3 separate regions of the Homo sapiens genome follow, and regions 2 and 3 are each linked to region 1. The links are chromatin loops, found by intact Hi-C in ENCODE. Cell type or tissue: Calu3. All regions are shown on one strand.

Region 1 (8,000 bases):
CAATCCGCAAAACCTTCCACCGTTCTCAAGGGCTGATGAGAAAATGTGGACAGGGTCAGGCATTCTCCAGATTTAGATTAGATGTCACTCCTTTAGAGATGACTCCCTGATCCTCCAGAAGAGGGCCTCCTACAAAATGCTCCCAGGCCCTCCTGTGCTGCTCTCTTGTTAAATACTTGTTTCAATGGAAAATTCTTGCACTCAGTGCCAGTCTTCACTGTCAAACTTTAAGCTCGGTAAAGGCAGAGCCAGGTCTTTCATGGTTAGTTGCTATGAGCCCAGAGTTCAGCACATAGAGCAGCACACAGTGAGCTCTTTTCAAATAACTGAACGAGTGAATGAAAGTATCGGGAGGCAGTAGGCTGTATGAGATGGTCTCTCACCATACCGCAATGCTCTGAAGACGAGTGATTCTTCCACCCACCCCTTCCCATCAGGCCTGTCCATGGCCACTGGATCCCAAACCTCGGCTTGAATATAGACATTGAAAGACTTCCCTCTTATTTTTAAAAATTCATTTCTACTTATTTTTAATATATAATAAAAAATGTATTCATTCAATCAATCAATATTTGCTGAGTGCCTCTTATACAGCAGACACTGGTTAGAACTAGTGCTGTAACCCTGGCCAGAGTTACCTTCTAGTGGGTGGAGATAAACTGTCAACAAATACATGAGAAAACTTCAAGTAGTGCTGAGTACATGAAGAAAATTAAAACACTGTAATGTGTTAGAAAGTCACTGGGGGAGAGAATGTGGTGAGTTTCTACGGAGAGGTCAGGTGGTTCTCTAAATGAAAACCTAAACCCATGCTATCTGCATCTGGAATAACCTGCACAAAGTGAACTGTTAACCAGATACCAGAGGTTGCTAGCTTTATAGTCTTATGAAATGGAAGAACCCCGTGTTTAGAGCTACAAAATTTCCAGCTATGCAAAGATCTTGGAGAATAGCATTCCAGGCAAAGGGGACAAACAGCACATGCAAAGGTCCTCAGGCCCCCTGGTTTTGGTGCATCCAAGGAAGAAAAAGAAGGCCGTCATGACCGAGGCACAGTGAGCTGGGTATCGAGGGGCATCCAGTGGAGGTGGGTAAGTGGGCAGGGACCACAGCAGGTGGCAGTTTGCAGGGTAAGGGGTACAGATTGATTCAAAGTGCAATTGGAAACCGCTGAAGAGTTTTACAAAAGCGAATGAATGATCTGGTTTATATTTTAATAAAATCACTCTAGATGCTCTGTCAAGTGGGAGTACAAGCAGAAGACCAGGTAAGAAGCTAGTATAGTAATCTAGGCTAGAGGTGAAGCTGATTTAGACTAAGGTGGTAGCTAGACACAATATAGATAGGCTTAAGGCATAATTTAGAAGTGTCAGAATTTGTGATGACTTCTGAGAGGAGAGGGAAAGAGAAAAATTAAGGATGATGTAATCCAGAAGAAAGTAAGCTACAACAATCCTCTTTGCCTGGGTACCTACTGTGATCTGGCACCACTGGCTCAATTAACCCTCACAACTCAGAGAACGGAGTACTATCCTTATTCCCACTTGCAGGTGAAAAACTGAGACTCAAAGACATTGAGTAACCAGCCCAAACCAACAGGACCTTGCGTCTCCAGTGTCAATCACCTTTTCAAGATTCCACATGGCCTGGGATCCTGTTCCAGAGTTACAAGGAAGTTTGCAGAAAGTTTTGGGGGGGAACCCAGCACTCTGTGGGTATATTAAATGCTTTCTGAGCCAAGAGGGGCTGAAGTGCCACGCTGGGAAGCCCAAGGGCAGGTGTCACACGCAATCTGTTTTACATCAGTCGCCCAGGGTTATTTCAGCCCCGTGATCTCACATGCCCCGTGACATGATGGGATGTGACAGGGCCAACCCAGGAGGCCCTACCAACAGCACAGGAAGCTGGCAGTTGTTTTCATTATTACTATCATTAGAATCAAGTAGCTCTTTTCCACTGAGAGCCACTGCTAATTTCTTAGCCGGATGGTCACTAACACTGGTTAATCCATGTAATACAGGGGAATATGGAAACAACCCTCAGAGTTGGAGCTGGAAAAACCAAGACTAAAGTCCACTTAGTCCTAAACACTTGGAATAGTTAGGCTGTGTATAAGTCTCTTAACCCTCTAAGTCTCTAGTTTCCTCTTCTCTAAAATATGGGTAACAAAACCATCAACATCACAGCACTACATGAGGATTACCTGGATAAGCTGTGTTAAAGCTCATCATCATCATCATCAATACTAAAAAGAAAAAGCCTGCTGTCTTCAGTTGCCGCTCTCCTCTATTCCTAGGAAAAGTGAGCTGTAGAACTCTTTATGAAATTCTGCAAATTAAGAATTCAAAGAATTCTGGAACAATTCTCCAATTCTGTTGCAAAGAGACGGATGTTTGGCACAAAATCCTGGGCTTCGACATAAACTCATGCTATCTACCTCTGGAATAACCTGCACAAAGTGAACTGTTAACCAGATACCAGAGGTTGCTAACTTTATAGTCTTATGAAAAGGAGAGAATCACGTGTTTTGACCTACTAAATTGAAAAGACTTACCTTTTACAAAGAGAAACAAAACCAAACCCCAGGCAAGTGAGCCTGTCTGAGCTTTAGGTGCCTCATCTATGAAATTGGAACAATTTCATAATTCAGACTACCTTCCTCCTAGGAGTGTTGTGAAGATTAAGTAAAATAACTCACATAAAATACTCAGTAAATGTTATGTCCCTCACTTCCACTCCCCAGCCCAGAGACTTTCTTTATTCTTAATGGGTTCAGTGCAAGAAGGACAAGCTGTGATAGTCTAGGGGTTTCTATTGGTAAAGAAAAGGCTGAAGTGGGCTGCTCTGAAACAGCATGAAGCCAGAAGCTCTATGCATCTCCTGAATACAGAATAGGCTGAGAAGCATAACAAGCCCTCAGAGAGACATAAACCAAAGTGGGAGCTCCTGAGATACCCCCTCTTTCCTGCCTACTGCTGAAGACAGACTCTATATTTTTTAATTATAAAAATGCACATTTGCAGTGTTTCTTTGGTTTTCCCAAGAGCTTTTGTGCATCCTGTCTCACTTCTGCAGTCCTGGGTGGGCAGAGCAGATGTTTACCAGTCTGCTTTGTAGATGAGGATATCGGGACACTGAAAGGCTCAGTGATTAAACTAGGTCACATAGCAAGTCTGTAAATGAGCCCTGATGAGAACACAGGTTTCCTGACTTCTAGCCTCCCACCCCACCCGCCCCACCCCACTCTCTCTGCCGCACCTTATCAGTCATGTTCCTAGGATAGCGTACATTCTTCCTTTAACTTTAAGGTGTGTTAGCATTGTAAACCGTGCCATTGGGCCTTAAGGTTCCAAGCTCTTAGATTCCTTTGGTGCACATGGTAGCGACAACAACCATAATGATCATGTTAAACTGGGGCCTGGGGCCAAATCCAGGCCTACTGCCTCTTCTGGTGTGAAAGTGACAATATGTTCCTGTCTTATCCTGCTTGTATTTCCTCTGCCATTTACTTGGTTCTCTAAGATCTTGCTACTTCAAGAGGTCACCTGGATGTGCAGCGTCGCCACCCCCATGAGCTTGTTAGAAATGCAAACTCGCAGGCTCCACCACAGCACTTTCAAATCGGAATCTGCATTTTACCATGATTCCCAGGCGATCCAAACGCACGCTGAATTTAATAAGCACTGCCCTGAAGAACTCAAAATGTGTTCAATAAACCGTCAACACAGAACATGGAAGGTGATAAAACACCCATACTGGCAGTTCAGAGGTGATTACCGAGTTACTTCGATTGTCCTTTAATCATGGTGTCTGGCACACAGTAAGCACTACATAAACATTTTTAGAACTAATTGCTGATTCATTATTTAATAATTTAGTCCGTTTGTAGGGTCTGTTCATCACCCTTCTCTCCTACTGCTCCCTCTTCTGGAGAGTTAAATGAATTTGGACATGTAAAGCACTGAGAACAGTGTCTCCCACAGAGTAAATGCCCAACAAGTGTCCAACATTCTTACTAACAGGCCATGAAGGTAGCTGCCTTCCTAACTGACCACTTTGGCTGTAAGAAGGAATGTGTAACACGGGCCACCTTGGGGCTTTGTGGGAATGCCACTTGGTTAAAGGAATGCAAACTTATCTTAAGAAATAGACACTCTGAAGCATACTTTGTAATGCATAAAAAAATTATTCCAGTGGATTCCAGGGAAATGATTAAGTGTCCAGGAGAGGTGGGCTGACAGATTATCAGTGTTGGTATGTAAACTATGTTTGGCAGAGTAGCGAAAAGCAAAGCACTTCCTCATATCTGTATCTGCCTCTCGTCTTGCTTTTGATTTGAAGATAAGAGACTCTGGAGTAATGAATCATGGTGGTGGAGAATGGCGTGATGGACAGGCCTCCTGAATCCGGTCAGACAGACACTTCTGTTTCAAAGGTAGCCTTAAGCATTAATGAGCCTTCACTTGCTAACCACTCCACCCTCTTGCCTTGTTCTTTGCCACTACACTGACTTTGCTCTTACCATTAAACCATACCTATGAGACGCCTTCCTGCTATTCTTTCCTTACCCATCCTTTGAAAAACCAGCTCAAATAAATCCCTCCTCCCATCACCAGTGCTTCAGCCTGAGGTCTTTCCTTCCTCACTTATTTGGCAGCTGGGTGCTGTTTTGTTGTTTAATTTTTTTTCCATTTAATTTTCCAAGTTACACCAAATATTCCACCAAAGCAGGGATTGCATCTGATATTTCTTTGAACTTTCCCATCCTGCCCAACAATGTTTCTCACACTGAACAGGGTCTTGGCATTTATGGGTTTACTGAGCTATTTTTACAAACAGATAAAAGAAAGACAGGAGATTACAGATGGATTTCCCATCACTTTTAATAAAAATAACTGCATTTCTATAACATGAGAAACAAAAGCAGCTTTCAGCATTTTCAGCTGCATTTAAGCTACATTTATTTTGCCTCTGCTAAGCGGATATTTGGTAGTTTTCCCGGATAGTTGAACCACCTTATTTTCTGCTGATTCCTATTACTATCAGATCATAAGAAGGCATATTCTGAGACGAAGCTTTAAGTTATAGATCACTGTGCATCGCTAATAATTAGTCAATACTCAATAAGTGCTGACAGCTGTGCTAAATGCTTTAGGTGCATTAATCATGACAGCATGATGACGGCGGCACTATTATGATCCCCAATTGAACAAAGAAACAGGCTCTGGAAGAGTAATTTACTCAAGGTCAGAAAGACAGGAAGTAGCAAGGCCAATGGAAACCAATATCTCGTCTTCCAAAAGAACCCAGATGCTTACCCATTATGCTCTGCTGTCTCTGTGTAAGTTTCCTCTATCTTGCTGAAACAATAAAAAGATTATCTAATAAATTAATATAGTTATCTAGTGCAAAAAAAAAAAAAAAAAGCCAATTCAATGAACACTGCTCATAGGAAAACTCTACCTTTAGGGGAATTCAGCCCAGGCTATAAAACACATTCTCTGGGCTGATTTTTGGCATAAAATGTCAAGGACAAAATAAATTTTTTGCTGATTAAAAGAAAAACCTCTCGGTAGCGGCCATTAAATTTTACAGCTGAAGAAAGAGGGCATTCATCGGCATTGGCTCTTTTTGGTCCTTAATCATAATGCCTAAGCTCCTATTAGTTTTAGAAAAACAAAAAGGAATTTTTTTCTCAATGTGTCAATATAATGCACTCCTTCCCAAAACAATGTTAAATAAAAATGAGGCATTTTTTTAAAATGCTTGAAGAGAACCAGTCCTACCCTTTGACCCTGTGCATTGAACCATCATTTCAAAGATGTTTCAAAGCATTTTAGTCCTGTTATTTACCCTCTAGATATTCCTGTCTTTTGGAAGATTTGTCAGTTTTTTAGAAAATCTCAAGATATGCATTAACATTCATTAATACTGAACTTTCAAGGCTAACTGGTTTTATTTGCTTAGCAAACTTATCTTTTTAAAAAGATGAATGGTTAAAGGTATTTCCTCATGCTGGTCATTGTCTCGCGGAGACAGCACTGCCCACCGATTTTGGGACCCAGATGAGGTCTCAGGACACTCTTCAGAGCCTAGGGCTAGCTATGGAACTGTTCCACGCACTCAGCCTCATGCCTCACTACTTGTGTGGGCAGCATTTGGCCCTCTCTCTATTTACACAAACTCCCTAACGGTCTCTGGCACCACTGACGTCTCAGAGGGAGGCACAGTATATAGAGTGTTTCACAAGAAAATTTTTAAACAAAAGGAATTAAAGAAAAGCCCTGTTTAATAGTAAGTTTTTACCAAGCTCCTAAATTCTCGAGAGCATGTGAAATATTAACTTTCCCCAAATGGGAGCACAGAGCTTGCCTTGTTTCAATTCATAGTGTTGGGTCACAAACGCTCTAGAGAGTACCACGCCCCGTTCTTAAGAACCTACTGAGATTCTTCATAAAGAGTGGTTTAAAAAGCAAAGGGTCTGGGCTCAGACAGACCTGCGTTCAAATTCTGGTTTTGACACTTTCCAAGTCTCAGGTACTTCATCTATAAGGTGGAGATCATAGTGGTAACTACTTCATTGCTTTGTTGTGAGATTCCTGTCGTATGATGTGCTGCTCATACCAAGCATTCAGTGCGTCGTGCTGGGTGGAATATAGTCAGCCTTCCACTATTCTGACTCAGGGAGGGACGCTTTGGCAGAAAGTACAACATGGTGAATCTCTAACATAAATTCCTAAAACTTCTCCTGTTCCAGGCACCCAAACGCAATCTGGGTCTAGCTTGGTTTACGGCAGGTGCCGGGGCACCCGAGTCAGGGCTAACAACAAGCATGGCCTCAAGGGGGCACTAGACAAGAGTCTGCGAGATGGCAGGTAGTGGTGACTCCTCACTTTGGAACAACAGTTGTCTCCCCAGAGCTGGCTTTCTCATCCTCTCTGCCCATCACTAGGATGGGAGAGCAGCATTAAGAAATTAGCCACCACCCTACTGCCTTCAGAAGCTCCTAGATAATCCCAAGACAGCCATTTTGCTCACCCACATCACTGAGCCTGCAGAGGCCCTGTCATTATGCCACGTGCTTTCCACAAAACAACATTTGCCTCCACCAGGGGCAGGTGGCAACTCCTTAACTGTCCAATACTTTCCCCTCTACCAACCACAGTCATTTCCTGTGGCCAGGGCTCTCCCCACGTGGTCTGCAGCTCCATCTGCCACATCTCCATTTTCCTGGACAGTCACTCTTGATTTCTCATCATATACTCCTTTTGGATAAAGTAAAATGCTGATTGAGAAGCAAAAATGATTTAATTTTTTATAATTTTGCATCGGTTTCCATGAAACAATAGATCATACAAATCTGATTTGAGTCTAGCAATAGGGGATTGGTTGAATAAAATGATGGCAAATTAAATTTAGTGGATGCTTAATCCTGTTTACCATACTATTAAGGGAAAATCATATTATTTTATAGAATAGAAAAAAAATTTTAAAGTATATGCCAAAAAATGGAAAGTGGCTTTTCTTTGGTTGTAGAACTGTGATTGCTTTTTTTCTTCCTGTTTGCTTATTTGCATCTTCTGATGTATCTGTGATACATTTAATAATTAATTTCTTAAACAAATACCCTTTGAGTACCTGCCAGGTGTCAGGCTTAGACTGAGTGCCAGAATTACCCTCATGGAATTCACAGTCCAGTGGAAGAGGAGACATTCATCAGGTAATCACACAAATGTATAATTATAAACTGGGACAGGAGCCACAGGGAAAGTATGGTGCCCAGTGACCAATGTAAGAGGTCACCTGATGTCTTCTGCTGTGAGGTTGGGTTCAGGGACAGTGTCCGTAAAGAAATAATATGTAATGTTGACTTAAGGAAAGAAGAATTGAAAGCTGAAGGGGAAGGGAGCAGAAGGGCTCACACGCAGAGGACAGCAAAGGCCCTGAGGCTGGACCCTGCACAGTAACAGTCTAGGAACTGAAAGTAGGCCTGAGCAACT
Region 2 (8,000 bases), 320 kb before region 1:
TTAAAACTGTCTTAGTTCGTTTAGTGTTGCTACAAATACCTGGGAGTGGGTAATTTATAAGGAAAACAGGTTTATTTAGCTCACAATTCTGCTGGCTGGAAGACTGGGCATCTGGTGAAAGCTGTTTCCACTCATGGCAGAGGTAAAGGGGAGCCGGTGTGTGCAGAGGTCACAGGCGAGAGAGGAGGCAAGAGAGGGAGGGGAAATGTCAAGCTAATTTTTTTTTTTTTTTTTTTGTGAGACAGGTCTTGCTCTGTCACCCAGGCTGGAGTGCAGTGGCACAACCATGGTTCACTGCAGCCTCGACCTACTGGGCTCAAATGTTCCTCTCACCTCAGCCTCCCACTTAGCTAGGACCACAGGCATGTGCCATTATGCCTGGCTAAGTTTTTAATTTTTTGTAGAGATGAGGTCTCACTATATTGCTCAGGCTGGTCTCAAATACTGGCTTCAAGCATTCTTCTTGCCTTGGCCTCCCAAAGTGCTGGGATTACAGGCTTGAGCCTCCATTCCCAGCTGCCAAGCTCTTTTTAACAACTAGCACTCCCGGGAACTAATGGAGAACTTACTTATCCGCCATACTCCTCCACCCTCCTTCCCTGCCCAAGGGAAGGCATTAGTCTCTTCATAAGGGATCTGCCCCCATGACCCAAACACCTCCTATTTTCCAACACTGGGATCAAATATCAACATAAGATTTGGGGAACATCTAAACTAGCACCATATATGTTTGTGACTCATATTAAAATTCCGCTTTTTCAGGAGAGAGGAAGGGAGAAGCCCTAAGCCATGGTGTTTATAGTAGGGGTGGTTCCACTGGATTTTGTGCTACAACCAGAAATCCATGGTAACTTTTTGAGGCTACATTGGAGAGAGAAATTGATGGAATGAATTATATCCATAAGAGGGAACCAATAAAGAATACTGAATTCATAAAAATCAGCTGAAAGAACGGAGTGTGTTTATTCTAAAAAAGAGATGTAAGAGGAGGTAGGAGAAAGACATAACTATCTTCTGAGACTTCAAGGGCAATTTCACAAAGCAGAAATGGCCTTATTTGTGTTGTTTCCAAAGACAAGTGGCAATAGTTTCTTTTCTGCCCTAATAGCCTCCTTTGAATCCTGCCTTCCACCAATCCCCAAGGCCATCCCCAGGTCCTCAGTGTCTGACATGGTGCCTGCTTGATTTAAGGAAAAAAGCGTGGCTTGTGGTATCTGGCAGGCCTGCATTTGAATTTCAGCTTTGTTACTAAGTATATAACCTTAGGGAATTTTCTTTAACCTTTTCTGCACATCTTCTTTATGAAATGGAGCTAATTTCCCATTTCTGGAATGGTTGACTATCAAAAGGTGTTAGATACAAGCTAGAACTGAAGAAGATTAGAGCTATTTAATGCTTCTTGAATTACCAAGCTTCCTATCTCTAAAAACATCCAAGCAGAGACTAAATAGTTGCTTGGCAAAAGTCATTTTTTCCTAAAGGATTTTCCTCCCTTTGTTTATAATTTTTCCCACGTGTGTATTTAAAAATACAGGCAGTGTCCATTCTAATGCTAATTCACTTGTTAACCACAAGATGGCAGTCAAGGTTTAATTTTAGGGAATAAAGCTAGCACTCCTTAAAAAATGCATTAAATACATAATTAAGTAAACTTATAAAAAACATGTTTAAATTCAATAACCCTGAAAGGACAACACGAACATATATTAAAAGAATCTACTCAGCATGAACGTTTTCCATATAAAGGGGATCAAACATAGGTATACCAAAAGAAAGATTACTTATCTTTTGTGAGTTAAAACATGCTCACAAAATCAGACACCAAAGAAATGTAGAAAAAATATGTATTAGTCTCTTAATTTAAAAGACAGGACAACTAAGTCCAGAGTGGGATTTACAGATATAAGAAAGTTTTTTTATTGGTATTTGATATTGCACAGATGTTCTTTTTTTACATATAAGAAAAAAAAGAACTAACATTGTTTAATAATAGAATTTAATATTGAGAAAAAACACAACTTTTTCACAAAATGTACACTTGATTGTGCTTGCGATTGGATAGGCAATATTTTTACACTTACCTGAACAATTTAAACTTTTATTAAGTACATATTAGTAGGCAAGAAAGAAACAGTTTAGTTTTAATTTGCAAATAAAATTTATGTTTATCAGTAACCTCAGGAAAACTCGCTAATCTCTGTGCCTCCATTTCTCTCACTGGTAAACTAGAGATAATATCCATCTCCACCTTTACGGAATGTCTGGGGCGTCAGGGGTTGGGGGATGGGTCTTAGGAGCGGTTATCCATTGAAAAGGAGGTTAGGAATCAGGTCTTGGGCTGTCAACAAGGCAAGCAAAGTGGTCTGACTTGGAGTACAGGTTGATTTGTTGTGGCTTTGAAGGAGGCTGATGGGTATTATTGTGGGTTACACTTACACGTGTGACTGTCAACTCCACAGGATGGCCAACATGAATTAGGAAATGAAGGGAGAACGCCGGGCATACAGGAAGTACTCAGCCATGTTAGTTCCGGTTCCCTCTATACCTACTCGGTATAAACAAGAAGCAATATTCTTTTCTAAAGCTACACCGAATGTAAACCACCACCAGGACTGATAAGTTTTATTTAGACAACTTGCTAGCTGCCAAAGCTTAGAATACTGATAAAGATTTTTCTGTTGTCACAGAAGCAATCATTAGCTAGAGTATGGCACAAACATAGTTTTATATGTGCACAACCAAGAACACTCGAAAGAACAGCTTTCATTGCTTTCTGATTTTATATCTTTTACTATTTCTCTGGAGAACTTAAATACAAACTACTGATTAGATTACAGATTCGTATCCTTTAACGGAAAGAAAGCACTTTCATGAATACAAAAGACACTCAAGCCAATAGGAAAGAAAAAAGGCTTTAGAAAGGAACACCAAACCAAATAATTGATTAATGAATATTTATGAGCTGCTTATAATGACAATGTTTCTATTAATAGTAACAAAGACTTGCCAAATTAGAGATTTTGCATAAAATATTCATGAAAGCCATTTACATTTCCAGTTTTCAATCACTGTTTCCAACTACACCTTAGAACTCCCAAAATAGAATCCTAAATCTTTACATTAGAATGAACCTTAAAAGTTTGCAACTCAATTTTATTTTTCTAAAATGAACTTTCTTCACATTTAATCCTAATACTAATTGAGAAAACAGGGTGAGGATGCGTTTTTCAACTAACATTAATTGAGTGCCTACTATTTGCCAGGCACCATGCTAGGTACAGAGAATGCAAAGGGACACAAACATCCCTGCCCTGGTCCCTCTTCATGAACAGATGAATTTCCACATCACACATGCTGAAAGACATGGGAACAGAGAATATGGAGAGAGAGGATGGGGTAACTGTGAATGCCTGAGCTTGTCAGTGACTGTCTCTACAAAAAGACATTTGGGCCAGCTCTTCACAACATCTTTGTGAAGCACTTCACCAGGCAGAAGAAATGATGGAGGTGGAGTAGAGAAGGAAAAGGAACCAGAGGCATATAGGAACTACAATAAATGTAGTTATGATAGGTGTTGTTTTCTAACCTGAGAAAAGACAAATTTTACATGTTTCCAACAGATTGTTTTTATTCTCTGAAAAGTAGGGTGGCATGAACTTTCATCTCCTCCTCTCCCCAGGAACTAAAATTTATTGAATGCCTATGTGTGATGCTATATTAATTTTTATTTTATATATGTAACAGATATATAATATACACATTTTTATATAATTTTTATTTATATCTCGAATGAAATCATATATATAAAATAATAAGCGTCAAATGCAAAACAACTTTGCAAGATAGGTAAGGTTATCTCCATTTAACAGATAAAAAAACAAGTTCAGAGTGGTTAAGAATTTCTCCAACATCTGTTTGACTCTGAAGCTCATGCTCTTCCCCTATGCTGCTTCCAAAGAAAGATTTTTCATCTGCAAATTGAATGAGGGCCACAGTAAAGTTTTAAAAGCATGAATAATAGCGAACTTTATGAGTGCTTGCCATGCACCAGATACTGTTTGAAGCATTTTACATATATTAATTTATTTAATCCTCACACCTTCCCTGGGAGGTAGGTACACTTATTACTGCCACTTAACAGATAAATCTGAGGCACAAAAAAAATCAGTGACCTTGCTCAAGGTCACAGAGCTGGTAATTGGCAGAGCCAGAATTCAAATCCAGACAGTCTGGCTCCAGTGCCCCTGCGCTTAAGAGCTCCACATTCCACTTTTTAACTGACAAAATCCTAGCTCTACACCAGCAGCAAAGACCTTGCTGATCCGAGGCAGAAGGTACAACGTGGTAAGGAGGTCTTAGGTCCCCAAATAATAGTGAGAAAAAAGAATTCAGTGTGGCTTAAGAATAAGGTATTGATTGATGAGGGGAGGGAAGGAAGTAGCAGGAGAGACAGGTTTCTCTTTTTCTTCAATGCTATGCAAATACAGGGTTCTCAATTTACATTTCCTGTTTTTTTGAAACAGGAAATTTCAGCGTAAGGAAAGCATTTTCGAATATTAAAAACTGAGAGATGCTTAATATGGCATGCACAATATAGACCAATTACTCATGTGCATAGATCCCCAAACATTTTCTACTTGATTCTCTATGAATTGTCCTCTTTATCATACCCCATGTATTTTGATGAACACAAGACTTTTGATAATTATTTGAAGAGAAGTTGAATTTTGCCATTCTTTAGATTTTTTAGATTTTACTATACCTCTAACATTTGCATAGTCAATATTTATGCCACAATAAAATGCAGATAAATATAATATCTTTTTAAAACTGCATTTAAATAGTGGAGTTTTTGACTAATCAACACCAGCGTTTTGAAGCAGCAAATATCACTTGATCTAAATATATTCTCATCAACCACCAGATGGCATAAGGTGTGAGGGTTTTATTCTGACAGGGTCACTATGCACATGATAATTTGACCTGTAACTTTGAAATAATGTATTTGGAAAAATGTTCCAGCACTCAAACAGCTCACAATTATTTTAGCCATATGTAGAAGTGGATGGATAAATTGAAAATGACACGGTTCTACTTTTTCTAAATTTTTGGGTTCTGCAGGATGTTGGCATTACATAATGAATCGATGATCAAACAAATAAAACAGTTCTGTTAAAGGAAATAAAAAAGGAAGTCACGTCAAAGAAAAATTAACCTTATATTCTAAGTAGGTTTCTTCAACTCTAAAAGAAACTTAAAACATGCCTTCAGGAAAAAAACATGCTTATACTCCTTCAAATTTTGCTGGATAAAAAACTTTCTACTTCCTGTAATTTATCCTGAAAGCAGAAAAGTATATCAAATGCAAAAGCTTTTCTCTACTTTAGCTTGAAAGAAAGTTGTTACAGAATCAACAGAAGAAAGAAAATCCAACTGAAAAACTCAGTCTGAACTATATGATGTTAAAGGATAGGGAATTACATTTTAATATACTCAATTTAAAAAAATATATTCAATTCCTCAGTTGCTTCAGAAATTCAAAATACAGCACGTTATCTTTATTCATCGTGTATTTCCATCTAGAAAAGAGGGCACTTGGTTAACAGTAAACTGAAGAGCTAAAAATTGAGATAAATGAGATAAACACAAAAAATAGGATCTTTAATTCCCCTACCTTTATGGTCACACACTCAGAGTACCTTGGAATGAGCACACCAGAAAAAATGACTAGCACAACACAGCCAATACCACAGAACTGAAATGGCATCTTTGTTGTAACATGATGAAGCAGAAAAACTGCCTTCAGGGGTCAAAAGACCAAAGATGAGATTAAGGTTCCTTCCTTAATGTGGTCTAAGAGTCAATGATTTCTAAAGATATAATAATTTATGTTTGTATTTTACTATATCCTTCTTCATTAGATTTAATATATTTGGTCTTGAATGAGAAATCTGTGGGAGAAGAAACAATGTTTGGAGCTACAAAAAGGATGAAAAGCTAATTGATGATATATAGTTTTTTGCTTTTCTTTTTTTTAAAAAAAAAGCTATTTCTAAGTCACATGTTGATAAGGATGATGGAAATGAGAGTAAGAGAAATAATGGGAAGGATATTACGAGATTTCTTCACTGCAGATCATGTCCTATCTCCATCTTTGGCAGCAAATATGTAGCAAAGATATTTCCTACCTGGGTTCATATGAAAGCAAGAAATGATCATTTCTTTTATTCTTGTTCTTATACTGAGAAAAGGGTATAAGTTGTTATTTCCAAGGGTTTCTTCTGTTATTTCCAAGTTGGATAGTAGAAAGTGGAATAATAGACAATTCAAGTTAATGTACACATTCAAGGCACTTCATATTTCTTACTTTAAATTCCATTCTTTCTGATGCTGTAGATCCATTTTCTTCCATTTGTAATACTGTCCAATGAAATTTGGAACTTTGAGCACTGAAATTAGAATATTAAAAAAAGAAGCTATACATACATTCTTTAATAATAGTTAATAGTTAAAAGTTAAAAATCATTCACTTCTCATTAACTTGATATGTGGCAATAACATGCACTATATAATTCAAGTCATATTACAATCCTTAGAAACTTTCCAAATTACTTGCTTTTATTGGAACATCATAATATTAGATATTGTTTGAAATAGATTATGACTTGGAAGTTATTTTCATTATAATGAAAAACATTATATATCCTTTATCATGTTAAATAAAATTTATAGGAGACCATTGTTTTGGACTGAGCACCTACCTTAGGCATTAACAGACCAAACAAAATGGAGTTACTCATGCTAAGTGTCATGCAATAAAACTGAAACTTTAAGGAAGCAGGACAATCTTAAGCAGATCAGTTTTTTCAAAAGAAGAGATTCACAGCCACCAGTCAGAAGGGGCCCAGTCAACTTGAAGTGGCATGATAAGGAAGTCCCTGTGCTTTAACCCTTACAAGGAAAGTAACTGAAGTGCCTTATGTTAACCAATCCAATTTTTGTATTATTCTGTTTTCTTATTCCTGCTCTAGTTACCTTATAAAAACTAACTGTTCTGCTATGCTCAGTAGATCACTTATCTGTTTTTAAGATGAGATGCTGCCTGATTCATGAATCACTAATGCAAGCCAATTAGATCTTTAAATTTATTGAAATATAGCCTGGCCAATGTGGTGAAACCCCATCTCCACTAAAAATACAAAAATTAGCCAGGCGTGGTGGGACACACCCGTAATCCCAGCTACTCAGTAGTCAGAGGTTGCAGTGAGCTGAGATTGCGCCACTGCACTCCAGCCTGTGTGACAGAGTGAGACCCTGTCTCAAAAATAAATAAATAAAAATTTAAAAAGAGAAATTTTGTTTTGAGCAACAATAATGAAGAAAGTATTAAAATAACTCATATAAAACCAAGACATCATAGTTTAACAAAATTCTAATTCAGCACTTCAAGTAGAAAATTAGAATTTTGAAGTTGGAAATGACATTAAAGACCTTGCTTGATCCTTCACAAAGCAAGAATCTCCAACAGATGATCATCCAGGTTCTGAATGAATTACTTGCAAACTACAGAAAACACACCACTTTGTAGTTGGGAGACTGCCCATTCCATTGGCAGATAAGGGTTACAATGTCCTTCCTTAATCTGACTGCTGTGAGTTTCCACTGGTCTTAGTTCTAACCTCTGGAGCAATACTAAGTTCATCCCTCTCCCACAAGAGAGAGCCCTCTAATAGCTCACAGGGAAGCCTCAGTTCTTTTAACTTGTTCTTAGGATATGATTTTCTAGAAACTTAACCATCCTTAATGCCCTGGTGATAAACTCTTTTGATGTTCCTATTAAAGTTAGTGTCCCAAACTGGATCAGGACCTTGAATTGGTTTGAAGCAAAGATGCAAATGGGCTTACTACCTCCCTTGCTCTGTGGACTATCAATTCAGCTCAGACCTGCATTAGTATTTTCTGGAACTCATATTACATCACCACTGGCTCTTAAGTTTGTG
Region 3 (8,000 bases), 230 kb after region 1:
ATTCAACTTTCTTCTCTCCTTAAATACAAGATAGTCCCATTCAGTGTTTGAGTAGCTGAGATAAATCATCCTCCTTATCATCCCAGGAGTCTGGAGAGATGGAGAGATACCCAGATTCCACAGATAGATATGGGGTTCAGGCAGGGGTCCATGTCTCCCTGGAGCTCCCTTGATCTGGCCCTTTGAAGGGGATACCTATTACCTAAAATAAAGCATGTGGATAAAATTTTAAAAAAAGAAATAAAGTATGTGGAAGGTGTTTATCAATTTGAATCCTCCTAAAGCAACTGACCTATTTGCCTCTGACCCTTCGTGTCTTAGTCTGGTTGGGATTCTATAAAAAATATCATAACCAAGTAGCTTATAAACAACAAGAATTTATTTCTTACAGTTCTGGAGGCTGAAAAAGTCCAAGATCAAGGCAGATTCAGTATCTGGTAGGGGCCCAATTTTCGGCTCATAGACAGCACCTTCCACATGGCAGAAGGGGCAAAAGGTCTGTCTCAGGCTTCTTTTTTTTTTTTTTTTTTTTTTTTAAGATGGAGTTTTGCTCTTTCACCCATGCTGGAGTGAAGTGGTGCTATCTCAGCTCACTGCAACCTCTGCTTCCCCAGGTTCAAGTGATTCGCCTGCCTCAGCCTCCCGAGTAGCTGGGATTACAGGCATAAGCTACTACGCCCAGCCTCAGGCTTCTTTTATGAGGGCACTAATTTCATCCATGAGGGTTCCAACCTCATGACCCAATCACTCCCAAATGCCCCACCTCCTAATACCATCACCTTAGGGTTGGGGATGTCAACATATGAATTTGGGGGCACAGAAACAAGCACTTCACAAGTTAATTTCTGATGAATAGGTCAGAGTTACTCTTTCTGCCTTACCACTCATTGACACCTTAGCCCACAGCAATCTGGCTTCCTCTCCCACTGCTGTCATGATACTTCTCATTCAAAGATCATTAGTGATCTCTAACTGTCAGCTCCAAGGGACTGTTCGCAGGCTTTTTCCAGCTTAATCTTTCAGAAGTTCCTGACACCTGACCAGCCTCTCCTCTAACTCACCCTTGCACAATGTTTTCAGCCCTTCTCTCTCCTGGTTCTTTCTGCTGCCTCTAAATGGAGGAGTGCCCCCATATTCTGCTCTCAGCCAACTCTTTTCTCTCTAAATTTGCTTATTTGGCAAATAGGGCTATTATTGCTACAGATAATAAAAACTAGCGTCTATGGAATATGTATCTGAGACAAGTGCCAAGCATACCACATGCATTATCCTGCCTAACCCTAACAAAAACTCTGTGAGGTTAGTGGTGTCATAATCTCATTATAAAGATGAGAAAGGCTAGGCAAAAAGCAAGGTTAAGTAAGTTGTGCAATGCCACATGGCTGGCATGGGTTGGAGCTAGACAAGGCCAGTGCCTGCCCATAGCATGCCCTTTTTCAAATATGAAATCACCATTCTCGTCCACTTCCAAAAAGGGCACCCTATGGGCAGGCACCGGCTTTCCTCTGGGCAGGTGCAGCCCCATTTCAGAGTACTTGGTTTGGTAAGCACAGGGAGCATTTAGCCCCACTCATCTCCTTAACCAAGCTCCCTACTGCAAGGCACAAAGTACAAGAGTGTACAAGGCACTCATGGAGCCAGAATTCAAACCCTGGCCTCTCTAACTCCAGAGACACCGTGTCTCACCAATCCCCTATGCCCCTACCTCACAGCATGTTGTGAGGATTAAAACTAAACAGATCATGAATGTAGAGCACTTGGCTCAGAATTTGATGTGTAAGAAGTACGTGATATAAAATAGTCACTATTATTGTCATATTATTCATATCACCATTCCCATCCACTTCTAAAGCTTCAACAAACTCATTCATCAAATGTTTAATTATTGCTCATGTGCCAAGCAGTACGCCAGGTGCTGAGGTTTCAAAGATGAATAAAACACTGTCACTGCCTCATTGTATTGAAAATCTAGCAGGAAAGAAAGCCACACAAACAATGAACTGAAAAAGTGCCAAGCACAGTAACCAGAGGTGATACAAAGTGCTGTGTGAGCACAGAGAAAGCATTACACCAGTCTGGGTTAGGGACAAGGACCAAGCAGATTTTATGACGGCTTCAGAAGGGAAGGAAAATTTTAAAGGAGTCTGGATCGTTAGATGCTGGCTAGTCTAGATGACTTGGAGGGACAATCTAGAGAGAGGAAACTGCAGGAACAAAAGCAAGGCATGGCAATAGGGAAGGACATGGTTATGTGGCCTGGAGTTTGCACTTGTCAACCAGAAGTCATTGAAAGTATCTAAGCAGGGCTGGGATGCAGTCAGATCTTGGTTTTAGAAAGCCCTGGCATCTATAACAGTGTTTGCACATAGTAGGAGCTTAGTAAATGTTTAGAAAAATGGATGAATGAATGAATGGCTTGAAGGAAACCTAGCCTCCATGGTATAAGCACTGAAGACATTCACACATCAATTTTAAAGTCCTCTGGGGTTGCATAAACATGTGTGCTCACACTGTACTGTGGGAACAAACTTGTATTTACAGAATGTTAGCACTGAAAGAGTCCCTGATGAGGAACCACTCCTGTCTAACTCTACCAACCCAGAAGCTGAGGCCCAGAGAGGGAAGTGGCTTGTTGAAGTGATTCATCTCATGACCCAGTCTCAATTTTGGCTGCTGCAAGTGTGACCATCCATAAGTCTAATGGCCTTTCTAAGTTTCTGATTTGATGAGGTGCTTGCTTTAGGGATTCTGTTTTTTCTCGAACACACATCTTTCATATTTCTATCTCCATAACTTGCTTATATGCCTGGGCCCCTGCTAGAATGCCTGCATCTGTATTCTTTCCAAAGATGATTCATCCTTCAAGCCTCTTTTCCTCCAAGAAGCCTCCCCTGACTACCCTGGCATAAGCGGTCTTTACTTTCACTAGCAGCAGTTCTTGAATACTTATTGTATGCTAAGAACTGTGCTTGGCAATTTACATTCATGCATTATTTATATGTAATAAATGTAAAATGTGTTTACATTTATTACTTAATCTTTACAAGAGGCCTATTAAATGTGGGCTATTGTTATCCCCAGTTTACAGAAAAGGGAATGAAATCCCCATCAATATAAGAGCTAGTCGTGTACTACACAGTGGGTTAAATTCTTTCCATGGATTATCTAGATTATCCTCACAACAACCCCATTAAGTTGGTACTGTTACTATCATTTTCACTGAACTGACAAGAAACCTGAGTCTCAGAATGGTGAACTTATTCAGATTCTCACAGAGATTAGGTCATGCATCCAGGATCAAACCCAGCCCCACTGGCTTCCCAGTGAGGATGATGACTTGCCCAGGGTCATCCCCAAGCACAGGTGGTACCCCCTGATCTGAAAGCCCATGCTTCACCCCCTGCTCTAGACAGCCTTCCATCACCCAACTGTCCATCCAAACCACCACTCACTTGGTTCTTTTTCTTGGTGGTTTTTTGTTTTTTGTTTTTGAGGCAGAGTCTCGCTGTGTCACTCAGGCTGGAGTGCAGTAGCAGGATCTCTGCTCACTGCAACCTCTGCCTCCCAGGTTCAAGCAATTCTCCTGCCTCAGCCTCCCGAGTAGCTGGGATTGACAGGCACCCACCACCATGCCTGGCTAATTTTTGTATTTTTAGTAGAGATGGGGCTTTGCCATGTTGGCGAGGCTGGTCTCGAACTTCAGACCTCAAGCGATCCACCTGCCTCGGCCTCCCAAAGTGCTGGGACTACAGGTGTAAGTCACCATGCCTGGCCCTCATATTATTTCATTAATGAATTATTCTTTACCCTTTAGATGGTATTTATTCATTTGTGTGTTGATTCATTGACTCTGTAAATATGCTTAGAACTTATGCTAAATGCCAGCTCTTTGAAAAGGTGTTTGATGAACAAGTCAACATGGTCTCTGGTCTCACAGAGTTTGCAATATGTTGGAGTGCCTTTTAAGTGGCAATCCTCATATTATTTATCTCTTTTTTTTTTTTTTTTTTTTGAGTCAGTCTCAGTCCATCACCATATTGGCCAGGCTGGTCTTGAACTCCTGACCTCAAGTGATCCACCAACCTTGGCTTCCCAAAGTGCTGGGATTACAGGTGTGAGCCACCGCGCCAGGCCCTTTACTTGTTATTAAATAGCATGTTTGTTCCTATGTTTTTCTTCTCTAGCTGGATCACAATTTCCTTCTGAACAGAAAACGTGCCTTTGAAACCTCGGTATCCCAACACATGAGTGCTTATGCAGTATTGATTAATTGGTTGATTAATAAGATGACTCAACTACAGAATTAATTTTGCATTTTTTTTTTTAGTATGGAGGTGTTTGTATAAACCAGCAGCCCAAAGGTACATTGCAGAAATGGTGATTGCAAATCCCATTTACTTTTCATACCTTATAAAGTACAGCCCAAAATAAAAATGTCATGTGCTTAAAAGAAAAAAAAAATTGAAATTCATATCTCTCTTGAAGGATTACCTTTTTTAAACACCCCTGAGTCCCTAGAATGCCACCAAGTAGTTGCTCTATAAATACTGTTAATCAATTGGTGCATAGAGACACATTATATCTTAACAGTGAGGAATATTTTTGTTAGGTTTTTGGTCCCCTAGACTTTTATTGTAGCTTAAGTCCCATTGATTTTACACTGGACCTGATTTCTTTATGTGAATTTCCTTCCTCAATAACATAAGGGCCTACTCCCTGAGAACAGATTGTAAAGTTTTGAAATAGCTTTGTACAAGGAAAAAAAAAAAAAGCAAGCAAGCAAGAAAGAAAAGATTTTACTGCCAGACTATTTTTCCAGCTCTTACATCAGAAGTCAGATGTTGCCTGTTGGTTTCCTTCGCTAAGGACCAGCTTTAATCCATCGTGTTGTCGCCTTCTACTGGTGACAAATGGAAGGTGACTTGTTCTATAAGGCTAGGGCGTGGAAGCTTTTTGCCTTTAAAATATTCAGCTGCTTTTGTAGCTAAGAACATTTTGTTTTCAACAGTAAATCTACCAGCCGGTGGCAGGCTCGATTTACTCACCTAAATAAAAATCTTTCCCCAATTCTCAGGGCCCTCCAGGACTAATTTTACAGCAACTCTTACTTTCATTGTATCATATTCATATCCTACAATTTCACTCCATCAGAGCTTCTCCTAAGGAACTCTATTTTTCATCATTGTTTCCTCTGCACCTAGCACAGGTCTGGAGACAGAGTAGTTACACAATAAATGTTCATTGAATACATGTATGTGGAAATTAATTAAAGCATGAAAGGAAGGGAGCTCCAGAGGGAGATTTTCTTTTAATTTTTTTTTTTGTTTGAGACGAGGTCTCACTATGTTGCCCAAGCTGGTCTCAAACTCCTGAGCTCAAGCAATCCATCCGCCTTGGCCTCCCAGACAAACTGCTAGGATTACAGGCATGAACCACCGCGCCTGGCTAAGAGAGGGAGATTTTCTATATGTCTCTCAGCTGGTGGCAAGCTGCAGAAAGCCACATTTGGTTTCGTCATCAAGAAGTGCTTCAAAATTTTCATCAGCAGATTCTAAAATCAGGGTAAAAACTATTTTTTCCCTTTTCCTCTTTTTCCTGTAGCTGAGCAGAATTAAATGCCTGACATTGTTTAAATCAAGGTCATTAGGCTCTCAGACTCTCAGGCTGTGCTTTTCACTTTTTTCTTTGAGGTTCTTGGTAATTGCAGGGCAGCTGAGTTTTTTTTTTTTTTTTTCTAGAAGGCAGAATCAAAGAAACTAGTCAGCATAGCTGTGATGGACATTTGCAGGTTGTACTGTCTAGCATCAATCTTCCTTTCCATTAGGGGAACACCTGTTGTGGGTAGCTTGAAGGGACAGTGCCCTGCCTCCTTCTCCTGGTCTCCTGGCAGCCACGAACCTGGCATGTAAGCCAACATCAGCCAGTTGAATACTCTTTGACTCATGAGGGGATGGTGAAACTTGAAAGGTCATTACAGTTATTTTATAGTAGCAGTTGTGGGGGTGAAGGGCACAGACCCAGGGATAAGCTTGGCTGGAGAGTCCATGCTTCCATCAGGAGGCCATGCCCCAGACATAGCACCTTCCAGGCAGTGAAAGTTGGGGCTCCAGCATCTCCAAGCGTCTTGGCCCTCTGGAGTTGTCTTGTGTAATGGTTAATATTGTAATATTGTAATGGTTAATATTGAGTGTCAACTTGATTGGATTGAAGGATGCCGAGTACTGTTCCTAGGTGTGTCTGTGACGGTGTTGCCAAAGGAGATTAACATTTGAGTCAGTGGACTGGGAAGGTCAGACCCACCTTAATCTGGGTGGCAAAATCTAATCAGCTGCCAGCGCAGCCAGAATAAAAGCAGGCAAAAGAACATGGAAAGAGTAGACTGGTTTAGTCTTCTGGCCTACATCCTTCTCCTGCACTGAATGCTTCCTGCCCTCAAACATTGGACTCCAAGTTCTTCACCTTTGGGACTCAGACTGGTGTCCTTGCTCCTCTGCCTGCAGATGGTCTATTGTGAGACCTCACCTTGTGATTGTGTGAGTCAATACTCCTTAATAAACTCTCCTTTATATATACATCTATCCTATTAGTTCTGTCCCTCTACGGAACCCTGACTAATACACCTTGGCTCTAGCCTCTGTTCCAAACATGGTCTTCCAGACTTTCTGGAAATTTTGTGAGCCCACATTGGAAGATTTTCCAATTAATTACCCTTTTGACTCAACTAAACCAAAATCAGTTTCTGCTACTTGCATTACTTGCATCTGAAAAAAATTTAATGAATTTATAATGAGCAAAGGAAAAGAGAAGTCAAAAAAAAAGAGAAAGAGAAAAAGAATGAAAAAAGGAAGGAAGAAAGGAAGGAAGGGAGGGAGGGAGATGAAAGAGAAAGATCCTGGAGTCTTCTGGTTGGCAAATGTGTGCCTATCATATGCTCAATGTATAGTAGGCACTAAAGTTGGATCAAAGAAAAGTTCCTTTATGAAAAACATTAACATATTACAGGATGCTTGTTTGGTAGTCTCCTTACCTGATCCCCATCTCAGCTCTAGAGTTGAGTCAGATAAACTCAAATCACCTACTCAAAGCATGTGGTCCATCCAGCAGGAACCACCTGTGAACTTGGAGAAATGCTGAATCTCAAATGGTCCCCAGACTTACTGAATCGGAATCTGCACTTACACAAGGTCCCCAGTGCACATTACAGTTTGAGAAACACCGTCTGTGAGACCATAATTACGTTGCTTACTCTCTCATGTCTCAGAGTTTTCATCTGTACAATGTAAAAAATAATAAGACCTAATTCATGTATACGGTAGAAGCATATGAAATTGTAAGTATTAAACCAGTTTGACCTATTCTAACCTACTACTTGTTTTTAGGATTCAATCAAACTTTCCATAGAAAGTGCTTATCACAGTGCCTGGCACAAAGGTAAAATCGGAAAGCCTGGGATGTGGAGAAATGCCTGCACATGGGTGCCCTGCTATTGTGTGTTGGGTTACCTCTCCAGCCTTCACTGTGGCCATTCTAAAATGGGTGCTGTTGTGGATTCATTCATTTAGTGGAAAAATACAGGCTGCCTGTTGTGGCCAGGCACTGTGCTAGGGGCTGGTGATACCGCAGGGTGGCAGAGCTGCTATGCCCCCTCAGGTCTTCTCATTTTGCGGTTAACTGGCCCAACAGACTCTCAGCACCCATATGTCTTTGCTTTAAGGCCTTTCTTTTTTTAAATGGAGGAAACCTGCCATACCCATGTACAAGACAGAATAGACAAGTCTTAGAATTAACACCCCCAGGGCAGCTCTAGCTCCCCCACTCCTCAGGCAGGTAAACTCTAAGGCAGGTATTTGACATTAGCTCCCAGTGTGTCCCCAGTGGAGTTAAGCTCCAGCTTCCCAGATGGTAAGGTGATTTAAAAAATTCATTCTTCACTGGTCTCCTTCCCTACCCTGCCTCGCCTCCCTACTCCCCTACAAGAGTTGCCTGAGACCACTTCCTAA

The links. A loop is a pair of places that touch in the nucleus more often than their neighbours do. Peaks named below come from ENCODE experiments on the same cell type or tissue, not always from the same donor. Only the 100,000 strongest peaks of a DNase experiment are listed, where the experiment ranks them.
Region 2: a loop joins it to region 1, with 6 times the contacts of the local background. A loop is called at or near these places in 21 of 110 quality-filtered maps.
Region 3: it touches region 1 in a loop (5-fold over the local background); 45 of 110 quality-filtered maps call a loop at or near these places.

What each region holds. Positions count from the first base shown.
Region 1 is chr1:63,916,915-63,924,914 of GRCh38, reverse strand. The region is part of intron 1 of ROR1 (receptor tyrosine kinase like orphan receptor 1); the gene reads right to left. Among named protein-coding and RNA genes, the nearest start is that of ROR1, 150 kb to the right of the region's middle. RefSeq lists a silencer at 6,784-6,853. In Calu3, a CTCF peak has its summit at 6,877 (motif pointing right); DNase peaks (open chromatin) are centred at 4,084, 4,354, 6,844, 7,734 and 1 weaker place.
Region 2 is chr1:64,240,101-64,248,100 of GRCh38, reverse strand. UBE2U (ubiquitin conjugating enzyme E2 U) reads right to left here. Exons shown (of 10, transcript NM_001366232.2): 8 at 6,368-6,449. Among named protein-coding and RNA genes, the nearest start is that of UBE2U, 40 kb to the right of the region's middle. In Calu3, CTCF peaks have their summits at 1,550 (motif pointing right) and 4,908 (motif pointing right); no DNase peak of the experiment used is centred here.
Region 3 is chr1:63,689,007-63,697,006 of GRCh38, reverse strand. The region is part of intron 1 of LOC105378771 (a long non-coding RNA gene); the gene reads right to left. Among named protein-coding and RNA genes, the nearest start is that of ROR1, 81 kb to the left of the region's middle. In Calu3, CTCF peaks have their summits at 4,684 and 4,911 (motif pointing left); a DNase peak (open chromatin) is centred at 4,896.